2 separate regions of the Homo sapiens genome follow, and region 1 is linked to region 2. A link is a loop called in an ENCODE intact Hi-C map of the cell type or tissue named here. Cell type or tissue: heart right ventricle. All regions are shown on one strand. Each heading gives the region's core, and the rest is flanking DNA. Links, peaks and the distances in the headings are about the cores only. Region 1 overlaps PSKH1 (protein serine kinase H1). Region 2 overlaps CENPT (centromere protein T).

What was found. Peaks named below come from ENCODE experiments on the same cell type or tissue, not always from the same donor. Only the 100,000 strongest peaks of a DNase experiment are listed, where the experiment ranks them.
Region 1: a loop joins it to region 2, with 2.8 times the contacts of the local background. A loop is called at or near these places in 25 of 110 quality-filtered maps.

The regions. Positions count from the first base shown.
Region 1 is chr16:67,916,492-67,923,195 of GRCh38, forward strand. All of the region lies in intron 2 of PSKH1 (protein serine kinase H1), which reads left to right. Among named protein-coding and RNA genes, the nearest start is that of CTRL, 12 kb to the right of the region's middle. RefSeq lists an enhancer at 2,901-3,406. In heart right ventricle, for the core only: a CTCF peak has its summit at 3,350; a DNase peak (open chromatin) is centred at 1,143; H3K27ac peaks cover 4,014 bases.
Region 2 is chr16:67,831,736-67,838,326 of GRCh38, forward strand. CENPT (centromere protein T) reads right to left here. Exons shown (of 16, transcript NM_025082.4): 2 at 3,803-3,923; 3 at 3,437-3,565; 4 at 2,015-2,365; 5 at 720-810; 6 at 493-580; 7 at 277-373; 8 at 19-155. The coding sequence starts at 2,124. Among named protein-coding and RNA genes, the nearest start is that of THAP11, 7.3 kb to the right of the region's middle. RefSeq lists enhancers at 1,787-1,836, 2,317-2,366. In heart right ventricle, for the core only: no CTCF peak of the experiment used is centred there; DNase peaks (open chromatin) are centred at 1,688 and 2,216; H3K4me3 peaks cover 1,842 bases; H3K27ac peaks cover 1,339 bases.

The DNA of each region.
Region 1 (6,704 bases), core at 737-5,736, 85 kb after region 2:
ATTGCTGAGTGCTCCAGAATAAACAGGAGATTGGGAGTGACAGAGCAGAGGTTGAAGAGGCTGGGGCAGGTCTGGTGTTTGTTGTTGGGAGCCCTCTGCACTGTGGGAGGAGCCCTCTGGGTTCTGGGTAATGGAGGAGGAAGGCAGCAGAAAGTGGGAATGGAGCCTGGCAGGAGGAAGGCTAGCTGGAGGCTACTGGAATAATTCCATCCTGTCCTCCTGGGGATGTTTGGGGCAGATCAGGGATCCCAGGGAGTGGGATCCACATGGCATATGTAAGCCACAGTATAGGAGGTGAAGGAGTATGGAGCAGAGTCCTAGCTCTGCAGGAGGGACATCAGCTTGTATGGGCAGACTTGGAGAGGATTCCAGGCTACCCTCTGACCTGGAGAGCATGTGGGGTCCTGCCTACCATCCTGGCACTCCAGATCCCCCAGCCTGAAGCCCATGCCCTAGACCCCACCCCACTCCCTGCACACCACAGGCCTGAGCCATTGCCCCCATTCACTCTCCACACCAAGCTTCTGCCTCAACTGTTCACGCTGCTCCCAGTATCGGTCTTAGTTGTTTCCTTTAGAAATAATGCTGCCTACTGCCATTGTGTGGTGCCCACTAAGTAGCAGACCCAGGGCTGAATGTTCTACACCCCCCATCTCCAATCTATGACAACCCTGCCAGGTGGTACGTAATCCCCCACCTTACAGATGAGGAAACTGAGGATGGTGAGGTTACATAACTTGGCCATGGTCTCCCGACTGGAGGGTGGCACATCTGGGATTTGATTCCAGGCTGTCTTGGCTTCAGAGTTCTTGGCCTGTCTAGTGCTGCAGTCTGCTCTCCCTGGTATGTGTGCCTCAGCACGTTGCTGGTTTCTTGTTTCAGTGCTTTCTGGCTGCTGATCAGTGGACACATCTCTCCTGTCTAGCCTGTAGGGTCCTTGAGGACAGCATGTACATCAATACATATGCTGTCCACTGTCGTGTCCAGGCTTAGTGCACAGTGGTACCTGTATGCTGGGTTGAACTGCAGTATTTATAAGTGATAACTGGTGGGGGAATTTTCTCTTGGCTTCTCCTGAGGGAAGCACCAGTGGCTATTGGTGATGCCCTGGGAAGCGTCCCAAATGTGACTGCTGGCAGGCAGACAGGCTGTGCAGCCAGTGGAGTGCTCCCCTCAAGGGGCCAGACTCCAGGAGGAAGCAGAGAGCCTGCTGGCAATGCGCTTAGGGGGCTGCTGGCCACAGCTGCCTGTGGGCACAGGCAGGGGGAGGATTTAAAGGCCCAGGGCTGGTGTGTGCTTGTCAACTTTTAGGGCAAATACAAGACTCTTGGAAGAGGGGTAAATGCTGAGGAGGAGATGACTGGAAAGGAAAAATCTGAATGTTTACCCAGCACCCAGAGGCACTGGAGTGGAGAGGGCACGCTGGAGTGGAGAGGGCATGCTGGAAGTGGTGGGGAGACACAGGTTGGGAGAGGTAGCGAAGGCCTGTGTGAATGTGAGAGCAGTTTGAGGACACAGTCACCTTGAGAGGCGGCTTCCTATCACAGGAGGCCTGGAGGAGCTGTTTCTAAAGGATGACACAGAAGGTGAGTCATCAGCTACAGACTCATGCTAGAGAACTGTCAGGGTCCTCCAATGCAGAGAGTCTGTGATTCACTTGACATGAAATGTGACATCCTTGATGTCAGTGCTTTTGTCAAGAGTTCTATTCCTAGAGGCAGGACGGATGAAGGGGCTCTTGTAGGATTGATATTAGAGTGATGCCATTAGGAGCTTTGCTGTCTGCTGCATTCAGCATCCTGAATTATCACCCTCCTCTGCTTGGCCAGTCTCTGAGCTGTGGGTGAGCCCAGGTGACTGTACTAGGAACAGGTGGGCTTGGGTAGAATTTCTCACAGAGCCTTGTGAGTGCTGCTGGGCAGGGGACAGAGTACTGTTGGGAGAGGAAGCCCACCTTCATAGCCACTCTGCTGCTACCTGGGTGACAAGGGCTGGTGGGAGGTGGCCTCCCAGGGTTGGGTGTCTGGTCTGCAGGTTGACCATACATTGATCTGGGGCTAAGTATACCTGAAGGGGCAATGAGCTTGACCACCTGTAGTTCTTTTTTTTTTTTTTTTTGAGATGGAGTCTTACTCTGTCGCCCAGGCTGGAGTGCAGTGGTGTGATCTCGGCTCACCAAAGCCTCCACCTTTTGGGTTCAAGCAATTCTCCTGCCTCAGCCTCCCAAGTAGCTGGGATTATAGGTGCCAGCCACCACACCTGGCTAATTTTTGTATTTTTAGTAGAGACGGGGTTTTACCACGTTGGCCAGGCTGGTCTGGAACTCCTGACCTCAGGTGATCTGCCTGCCTTGGCCTCCCAAAGTGCTGGGATTACAGGTGTGAGCCACCACACTCGACCTCCCCACTTCTTAAAGTGACTCTAACATGCCTTGGGATGTAGAAGATAAAATGAGATGCAGAGAATGTGGCATGTCTCAGTGCTCTCTAGGTGACGGGGCTTGGTTATGCAGCCTGGTCCTATGCTCTGACTTTCTGTCTCCCTCCCTGCCCCTCATCTCCCCGCATATGTCACAAGGAGCAGCCATGTGAGCAGGGATAGGACCTCATCCCAGAGTCATGGGGAGCGCTGTCCGGGTGTCTGGAGAGCAGGAGACCAAATGTATATGCTGGTGGCAGAGTGGAGGCAGGGAAGCGGGGAGCGTGTTTCCTGGCTTATGCTTGGATTCTCCTGGATGCTTTAATTGCCTGACTTTTCTCACCTTCAGTGTGGGTGGGGACTGTGATGGACCCATCAGCTCAACTCTCTTCTCACTGACCCCTGCTCCCAGAGTCAGAGGATGGCTTTCCCACGACTGTCTCAATAGCTGACAGCACGAGCAAACACAAATCAGTTTAGAATTCTTTGCTATGAGGCATCTGTCCCTAAGCCCTTCTTCCCTGCCAGCCTGCTGGGGCTGCTGCATGTCAAGTGCTGGATGCTTGTGCTGTCTGTGTGTGAGGATCCCATGAGGATGATCAGATGCCCCCATACCTGGCCAGGAAGGTTCCCTTGGGAAAAGCCATCCCCACTTCACCAAAACACGAAGTGTTCAACAGATTAAGTCTCCCTCCTTCACTGCAGGAGCCAATGCCCTCAGGCTGGATTCCTGACTAGTCACTGGGAGGTGGCATGGTTTGGGCCACTGGATGGAGGCAGTGGACCCTCAGTTGGTCACTGTGGCTGGGGACCTGCCCTTGGTTGGAGACCTCTGGCAGGAAGGCAGAGGAAGCTCTCTCCATGTGAGGCCAGAGGAAGCTCTGAGTGGAGAAGAGCAGCAGCCCCATCTTGTGTCACCTCTGTGCCACCACTGGGCTCCCCAGAGCCCTGTCCTCTAGGTTTCCCTTTGTCACTGCTGCCCTGGTTGCATACACCCCAGAAAGCAGCAACTTCCCTGTAGTGGCAGGAGCAGACCCACCCGCCACGCTGCTGCATTCAGCCGTTCCTGCTGACCACCCATAGCATCACGTCACCCTGGGTCACAGCTGCCTTTCATCACTTTTTCCACCTCCAGCCCTTGAGGCCTGGCCAACAAAGAGCAGGGTGTGGTGGCTTGCACTCAGAGCCATCCCTGGTGCGTCAGCCATCCCCTCCCTCTCCTGTCTTTTCATTGTCTGTCTCCACCTGGAGAGCACTGCCTTTCACAGGCTCTGTCGCTTCTGGGCCCTCAAGTTCCTCTGGGAGCTGCTGGACTGTATCTCTCCCACATTCTGACCTCTTTATTTATTTATTATTATTTTTTAATAGAGACAAGGTCTTGTTGTAGAGGAACAAGAGTTGGAGTGCAGTAGTGTGATTATAGTTCATTGTAACCTTAAACTCCCGGGCCCAAACCATCTTCCTGCCTCAGCCTTCCGAGTAGCTGGGATTACAGGTGTGGGCCACCACACCGGGCTAATTTTTTAGGTTTCTTGTAGAGATAGGGTCTATGTTGCCTAGCCTGGTCTTGAACTCCTGGCCTCAAGTGATCCTCCTGCCTCGGCCTCCCAAAGTGCTGAGATTAAAGGCGTGAGCCACTGTGCCCAGCCCTGACCTCTTTAGATCCACTCATAGCATCCCATGCTCATCCTCCTCCCACACCTACTGAGGTGGAGGCTGGCTCTCAATTGCATGGCATAGCTGATGGTGACCTGGTCCAGCCATCCTCACTGGCTGTGCCTCTCCAAGCTCACCTTCCCTAGTCAGTCCTCCCATCACACAAGGTTACCCTTCTCCATCGTGCCTGACGTCCCTCGGTAGATGTGTGGTGCCCAGAGAGCTCTGCTCCCTTGTGGCCCAGCCAGCTTGGAGCAGAAGGCTTAGTCACATTCATCTCTTCATTCTTCCTCCATCCCATATTGACCTACCACTGGCCCTAAGCCTGGGGTTCCAGGGACAGAGACTGCAGTGTGGATGAGATGGTTACAGTCACTGAGCCTCCAAACTGCCTCAGAAATTAGGATGGGAGGAAGTTAAAAAAAAAAAAAAAGGCTGGGCACGGTGGCTCACACCTGTAATCTCAGCCCTTTGGGAGGCCAAGGTGGGTGGCATCTGAGATCAGGAGTTTGAGACCGACCTGACCAACATGGTGAAACCTCATCTCTACTAAAAATACAAAATTAGCTGGGCATTGTGGTGCATGCCTGTAATCCCAGCTACTTGGGAGGCTGAGGCAGGAGAATTGCTTGAACCCAGGAGGTAGAGTTTGCAGTGAGATGGTTCCATTGCACTCCAGCCTGGGCAACAAGAGCAAAACTCCGTCTCAAAAAAAGAAAAAAAAAATAATGCCAGGTGCTGTGGCTCACGCCTGTATCCCAGCACTTTGGGAGGCCGAGGCGGGCAGATCTTGAGGTCAGGAGATCAAGACTATCCTGGCTAACACGGTGAAACACCGTCTCTACTAAAAATACAAAAAATTAACCAGGCATGGTGGCATGCACCTGTAGTCCCATCTACTTGGGAGGCCGAGGCAGGAGAATCGGTTGAACCTGGGAGGCGGAGTTGCAGTTAGCTGAGATTGCACATCGCGCCACTGCACTCCAGCCTGGGTGACAGAGTGAGACTCTGTCTCTCTTAAAAAAAAAAACAAAAACAAAAATCAAAAAACCAGGCTGGGCCCTGGGAACCACTTGGCCTCAGCGGAACCCTTGATGAGTGTAGATAAAAGAGATCACGCTGCAGCAGGCTTCTAAATCTGGAACCTTCCAGGGCTACTCCAGGACATTGTTAAAAGCAGACATCGCTATGTTGGTGGCACAGGCCTATTGCAAAGCGAGCAAATAGCATCCTTCTCGATCTTGAGTTGTGTCCTGTCTCTCTCCTCTCCTTCCCCTCCACTCTGGCTCTGGGCAGGGACAGGTGGGGGCACACGATTTCATTTTGTTATCCATTTCAAGTTTCAGAACACAGCTTTACTAACCTTTAAGTTGTCACACCTTTTCTCATTTTAATCTTTATTCTCTGCTTTTTTTTTTTTAATTCTCTACTTGTTTTTAAAACTGCATTATCTTCCCTCTATTTCTCTCCTCAGGCTCTCTCCCCCCACACCCTTCCCTTTTCTGTTGCTTGCCCCTCACCCGCCCTCTGCCGAGTCCCAGGGTGGTAGATTCTGTCTGGTCTGGAAGCCCAGGCACCAGGATGATGGGTTTTTGACCACAGGAGGGGATGCTGGCTCTGCTGCCACACAGTGTCTAATTCTGCTGATGCTCTTCGTCGTGGGCAGCATGACAGGGTGCCGTTCTTGTTGTCATGCTGCTTTCCTGAGTAAACTCAAAGCTCTGTTTCCAGAATTTCCTCTGTGCCCTTTTCTCTGCTCTCATTCAGGCCCACGTAAGTACAGAAAGGAGGCCTTTGAAGGTGGGAATAGTGGGTCTGAAAATACATCTTGAAATAGAGCTGAGGGAAGAACTGAGTCATGGTAGCAAAGCCCAGGCTTCTTCCTCCCTTCCCATCCCTTCTCTAGAAGCACTGTGGTGGGGCCACCTCCTCTGTCAGCCAGCCTGCCCCAGAATCATCATTGGTTAGATAAGGAACCCAGGGCTCAAGAGGTCAGCTTAAATGCTAAACTCTGCGCTTCACATGTGGCCACGTGAAGGAAAAGGTGGAGAAAAAGGAATCCAGGAGTTTATAAACTGGAAGGGACTTAGAGTTCATGACATTCAGCCCCTTCCTCGTGTTAAAAGTGAAGGCGGTGTGATTTCTCTAAGGCCGACAGAGAAGGTAGAACTAGAACTCAGGTTGCTGGGCTTGCAATCTAACCCTTTAACGTATCCCAGATGCCACTCAGAAGACACACCAAGGGGCCTTTCTCTCCCAGCCTCACTTGCCAGTAGGCAGCCCTGCCTGCCAGAGGAAGTCTAGGGCCGCCCTGTAAGCTGTGTTTGCTGCCAGAAAGAAGCAGCTTCCTCCTCTGTCTGCAGCCTCTGCTAGAGAGCTGGCGCTGTTCTTTGTTTCATTAGCCCTTAGGCTCCAGGTGAGACCGCTGGCAGTGGCTTGGGTAGTGTTCATGCCAGGCCCTTGTGCCAGACATTAGAGCTAGAGCAAACGAAAAGGGTTGGTGCGGGGGGTCCTCAGGCGGGAGCGGAAAGCCCTTCCTGCTGTGCTGCCTCTCCCTCTCCAGGGGGAGTAGGACTCCACTGCCTAGGAGTGGCTTTGGCCCAGCATGGGTAGGGGGATGAGGAAGGCTA
Region 2 (6,591 bases), core at 1-5,000:
TGGTGTCCAGGGCCTCACCTTGGGAGAGAGACAGCCCCTGGTCCACTCCCTGCTGAAACACTGACAGTCTCAGCCTCTGTTTCCTCCTGCCAGGGGCCAGCAGACCTGGAGCCAGGGTTGTGGGGGGCTCGAGCTCAGGAAGTTGCAGCTCCAGGCTATAAGAATGGAGCTTATCTCAGACAGGCCAGGAAGTCCAATTCTGGCTTTTGCAACCCCCAAGAAACTCCCGGACTAAGCTGCCCATAGCACAATCCAAGGTGGGGGAGTTCTGTGTACCTGCCGCAACTGCTCTCTTGTCTGGAGGGTTGGACCGCCTGCGGTGCTGGCACTGGCTTCACTACCGACTCAGGCATCAGGATGGAAGATTCTGGGGCTGCAGAAACACCAAGGAGAGGGTGGGGCTGACAGAACAGGCCACCCTGAATAAAAGATACCACAAGACTGGGGTTGGACTGGTACCTAACTCTGACCGGCAGGCCAGCGCTCACTTACCAGTTAGTAGGATGTTCTTCAGCAGCGTCCGAGGTGTCTGTTCCTCCAAGTGCCCACTGGCCTGAATATGGGCCGATCTGCCAACAGACTATCGGCAAAGCACCAAGCAACCAGTCTGTCCGTCTGCCTTGAGATTTCCTCAAGGTGGGCTCCAGAGCAGAGCTAGACCTCAACCCCCCTCCCCGAGGCAGCCAGGGCCCTTTGGGGTCAGTGGGCTGGGTACTTACCCTGGCTCCATGGGAACGCCCTCTGGCTATCGTCCTTGTTTGGCCACTCAACTTCCTGGGGGAAGCCGTTTCAAGCAGGGCTCTCCGGGCTCTGTGTAAAGACCAGCAATTATGCCGAGAATTACGGTGAGGAGGGATAGAGAATATAGAGACATGCCTTCATCAGGGGTCTTGGTCTGGAGCCGTTTTCCCTCAGGGCTAGGGACCCAGAAACCACTTGCCCCTACCATCGCCCCTGTTCCCAGCCCTATGTCACCAGCAGTGTGGACCGAAGAAGACCCCTGGGGTATGGGAATAGAGAGGGCATATGAGTGAACCAACCAGGAGGGGCTGGGAAAGGCTTCACAGAGGTGACTTCAGCAGAATCACAAAGGATAAGTAGGGGTTAGCCACACAGAAAAGAGGGGCAATTGGAAAAGCATCCACCCCAGACATGAAAGTAACAATCCATGATGGATACTAAAGTATTTTAAAATCTTTTAAGAACTTGGGTACCCCAGACACCTTAGTCTCTCCAGTCCAGTCCCTCTCAGATTCCAGAGCCACATAAGTGTTCCCAGGGCGCAGCTCCTACCTCATGGGTGTAAAACCTATAATGAATGGCTTCTCATTCCCTATAAAGAAACTCCACTGTCCCAGTCTGGCAGATGTCAACGTATGCATCCTCTGCACCATGAGCTCACCACAGCCCTCACCCACTGCCACTCCCACTGACTCAGGCCAAATTCCCTGCTCCTTAGCAAAGCATCTTCCAGTTGCTGCCTCCCAACTTCTGCCCAGGCTGTCCTCTAGCTCCTTTCCCATTTCCCAGCTGGGAGCTACAAGGACAGTAAGACAATGAGCAGGAACAGTGGGAACCCTCGGGACGCAGAAGTTCAGGGCAAATGCCTAGGCACACCCTGGCTGGTCTGGGGAAAGCTGCCTAGAGAACAGAGCAGAAGGTGAGATTCTGAACCCCTATCCTCCATCTCCAGTGGCCGAGCCCCCAGAGACCCGGGATCAGTCAGGCTCTGTGGTCCCGAGGGCTGGCTGCCTGGAGCCCTGGGGGCAGGGGCACAAACAGCTGGCCCGGGCCCGGCTAGAGCAATGGAACCAGTTCTCAGAGTCCCAGGCCCTGCTCCTCTCTGAGACTCAGTTTTCCTCTTCGAACAGAGTCGACGCTGGGTTCCACCCAGACCCTGCTCCTCTCTGAGACTCAGTTTTCCTCTTCGAACAGAGTCGACGCTGGGTTCCACCCAGACCCCACTCCCCGGTCCCTCTAGTTGCTCAAGTACTCGGGGAGCCCCCTCACATACCCAGCCCGAGCACTCCGGGGTCGCCGCGGGGTGCGCGGGTCCGCTGTATCCAGCACGCGTCGCAGCAGCGTGCGCGGCGTGGAGTCGCTGTCAGGGTTGTGGTCAGCCATCGTCTCGGCCCCGGGCCCTCCTAACCGCCCAGCCAGCTGCAGGCTCCGCCTTCCCGCCGCCACAGTTAATGTAACTCTCGCGATGCTCCCGCACAGCCCCACGGGAATTGTAGTTCTCGCACTATCGCAGCTCGCGGGGTGGACAGTGATGGTTGCAAACTCCGGATGCTTTGGAGGCAGCCTCGCTGCGGGTAAACCTCGGTTAATGTAATGCAAGCAGCCCAAGTCTTGGCTTCTTCATCTGTAAATTGAGGTTGATACCCACCTGATAAGGAGCTTGTAATGATTCAAGGAGTTGATGTTTAACTCAGAGTCTAACACACGATAAGCCAGGGCACTGGTAACTAGCAATTGCTATTATTAGAAGGCTCTCTCATTCCCATCTCCCTCTCCGAAGATGAGGAGAGACACTTGGGCCAGGAAAAAGATTTTTATCCTACATATGACCTGGTTAGATTTGCATTTGCAGGCTAGGCGGTGGTTCACGCCTGTAATTCCAATACTTTAGGACACCGAGGCGGGAGGATAGCTTGAGCTCAGGAGTTCGAGAGCAGCCTGGGCAACACAGTGAGACCCCTGCCCCCTGGTCTCTACAAAAAATAAAAATAAATTATTCAGTCATGGTGGTGCGCGCCTGTAGTCCCAGATAATGGGGAGGCTGAGGCAGGAGCATTGCTTGAGCCCAGGAGTTCAAGACTTAAGTGAGTCGTGATCGCACTCCAGCCTGGGCAACAGAGAGAGACCCTGTATCAAAAAATAATAAAAGCATTTTTAAAAGATCTGCTTTGCAAATCTGTCTATAGGGCCTATCTCTATCAGAAGAGACCAGGAAGCAGGCTCCAAGGCTAATAGGCTGTTTGTGATCCAGCACTGATGTTATTATGATCTCCAAACACGAGCAATTTTGAGATGAATTCCGGCTCTCAAAAGTTCTATTAATGTTTTCCCCATTACCACCACATCTAGCAAAATAAATAAATAAAAATTGGGGTTTTTTTTGAGACAGAGTTTTGCTCTTGTTGCCCAGGCTGGAGTGCAATGGCACAATCTCGGCTCACCGCAACCTCCACCTCCTGGGTTCAAGCGATTCTCCTGCCTCAGCCTCCCGAGTAGCTGGGATTACAGGCATGCACCACCACACCCGGCTAATTTTGTATTTTAAGTAGAGACAGGGTTTCTCCATGTTGGTCAGGCTGGTGTCAAACTCCTGACCTCAAGTGATCCGCCTGCCTCGGCCTCCCAAAGTGCTGGGATTACAGGTGTGAGCCACTGCGCCCGGCCATTAAAAATTTTTAATGCTAGAGATGCTTACCATATTCTGTTAGTGTTTTCCTCCGTATTTTTCACTGGTTGACAATCCTCTCACCTTAAGTTTTCATGGCAACTGAATTAGAACTTGGTTTCTGAGTCTTCCGTGGAGTTCACTTTCCCAGAATCTGCACTGAGATCAAGTGTAAATTATCAGATACCTGAGACAAGCATGGGCATATTTGTGCTTGTGTTAAAAAAGCTGAGCCAAGAAGTCCAGGCATGGTGGCTCATGCCTGTAATCCCAGCACTTTGGGAGGCTGAGGCGGGCGGATCACTTGAGGTCAGGAGTTCAAGACCAGTCTGGCCAACATGGTTAAACCTGTCTCTACTAAAAACACAAAAATTAGCTGGGTGTAGTGGCACTCACCTATAATTCCAGCTACTCTGGAAACTGAGGCAGGAGAATTGCTTGAACCCTGGGAGGCAGAGGTTGCAGAGCTGAGATCGAGCCACACTACTCCAGCTTGGGCGACTAAGCAAGACTCCATCTCGGAAAAAAAAAATTAAGCAAAAAATTAGATTCTTGCTTCTCAAAATAAGAGAACTGTAGAGAAAAAGCTATCGATATTCCTTGTCATTTAGATCTGATATCTGTGTTATCTGACTCAATTTGCTATCCTTTTGCAGACATATTTCCATGGTTACTACCTAAATGCAGTTTTTTTTTTGTTTTTGTTTTTTTTTTGAGATGTTCTCCTGCCTCAGCCTCCTGAGCAGCTGGGATTACAGGCTGGCACCACCACGCCCAGCTAATTTTTGTATAGAGACGGGGTTTCACCATTTTGGTCATGCTGGTCTCGAACTCCTCATGATCCGCCTGCCTCAGCCTCCCAAAGTGCTGGGATTACAGGCGTGAGCCATGGCGCCTGGTCTGCAGTTTTGTTTTTGTTTTTGTTTTTTGTTTTTTGAGATGGAGTCTCACTTTGTTGCCCGGGATGGAGTGCAGTGGCACAATCTCAGCTCACTGCAACCTCTGCCTCCCGGTTTCAAGCAATTCTCCCTGCCTCAGCCTCCCAAGTAGCTGGGATTACAGGTGCCCACCACCACACCTGGCTAATTTTTTGTATTTTTAGTAGAGACGGGGTTTCACCATGTTGGCCAAGATGGTCTTGACCTCCTGACCTCATGATCCGCCCACCTCAGCCTCCCAAAGTGCTGGGATTACAGGCGTGAGCCACTACACCCGGCCCCAGCCTGCAGTTTTAAATTATTTATTCATTTACTAGTAAAACCTTGAACTATTGAATAATATGGAAAAAAACAAACATCTTTTTTTTTTTTTTTGAGATGGAGTCTCGCTTTGTTGCCCAGGCTGGAGTGTAGTGGTGCGATCTCAGCTCACTGCAACCTCTGCCTCCTGGGTTCAAGCAATTCTCCCTGCCTCAGCCTCCCAAGCAGCTAGGATTACAGGGGCCCACCGCCAAGCCCGGCTAATTTTTTGTATTTTTTTTCTTTTTTTGAGACAGAGTTTTGCTCTTGTTGCCCAGGCTGGAGTGCAATGGCGCAACCTCTGCCTTCTGAGCCTCTCGAGTAGCTGGGATTACAGGCATGTGCCACCACGCATGGCTGATTTTGTATTTTTAGTAAAGATGGGGTTTCTCCATGTTGGTCAGGCTGGTCTTGAACTCCCGACCTCAGGTGATCCGCCTGCCTCAGCCTCCCAAAGGTTCACGCCATTCTCCTGCCTCAGCCTCCCGAGTAGCTGGGAGTACAGGCGCCCACTACCACGCCCGGCTAATTTTTTGTATTTTTAGTAGAGACGGGGTTTCACCGTGTTAGCCAGGATGGTCTCGATCTCCTGACCTTGTGATCTGCCCGCCTCGGCCTCCCAAAGTGCTGGGATTACAGGCGTGAGCCACTACGAAATTTTTTGTATTTTTAGTAGAGACGAGGTTTCGCTCTGTTGGCCAGGCTGGTCTCCAACTCCTAACCTCAGGTGATCTTCCGCCTCGGCCTCCCAAAGTGCTGGGATTACAGGCGTGAGCCACCGTGCCTTGCCTTTTTTTTTTCTTTTTTTTTTGAGACAGGGTCTCGCTCTGTCACCCGCGCTGGAGTGCAATGGTGGGATCACAGGTCACTGAAGATCTCAACCTTCTGGACTCAAGCCATCCTCCCACCTCAGCCTTCTGAGTAGCTGGGATTACCGGAGTGAGTCACCATGCCCAGCTAATTATTGTATTTTACGTACAGGCGGGGTTTCACCATGTTGCCCAGGCTGGTCAAACATGTTTCAAAAAAGATTAAAACATGAACTTTGGCTGGGCGCAGTGGCTCACACCTGTAATCCTAGCACTTTGGGAGGCCGAGGCAGGTGGATCACAAGGTCAGGAGTTCAAGACCAGCCTGGCCAAGATGGTGAAACCCTGTCTCTACTAAAAATACAAAAAATTAGCCGGGCACGATGGCAGGTGCCTGTAATCCCAGCTACTCGGGAGGCTGAGTCAGGAGAATCGCTTGAACTTGGAGGGTGAAGGTTGCAGTCAGCCAAGATTGCACTCCAGCCTGGGCGACAGAGTGAGACTCCGTCTCAAAAACAAACAAACAAACAAACAAACAAACAATGAGCTTCATTCTTTGTACAGTAGTATTCTGTTTGTTCACATAATTAAACGTTATAATTACTTGTTTAAAAAAAATACTGGGATGAAGTGAGGCAGGGAGGAGCGAAAGAGAATGACAGGGCTAGACTAATATGGGGTCTTGCAAGCTCTGGGAAAGAATCTGGACATTATTCTAAATGGAATAGGAAGCCAGTGGAGGAATTTAAGCAGAGGTATGACATATCAGATTTTCTCTGGCAGTCATGTGAAGAACAGATTGCAGGAGAGGCAAGATTGAAGGCAGGGAGACATGTGATGAGGTTCTTGCCTTTCTCCAGGGGTGATTAAGACAGAGAGTGAGCTGGATCGTGGAGGTGGGGAGAAAGCCATGCATTCCAGATATGCTTTGAGGTAGAAGATTAAGTGTAGATGACAGGTGATTTTATGTACTGGAAATTAGAGTTTCATTGGGCATAATTTTCAATATTCTGTGCATAAAGAAATTACATCAATTTGGCCTCTCAACATTTTTTGAGCAAGGTGAGTCCTGAGACAGGTAGAGTTTGAACCATAACAGTTACAATGATCTTTTGCTGAATTTTATCTCTACTGCACA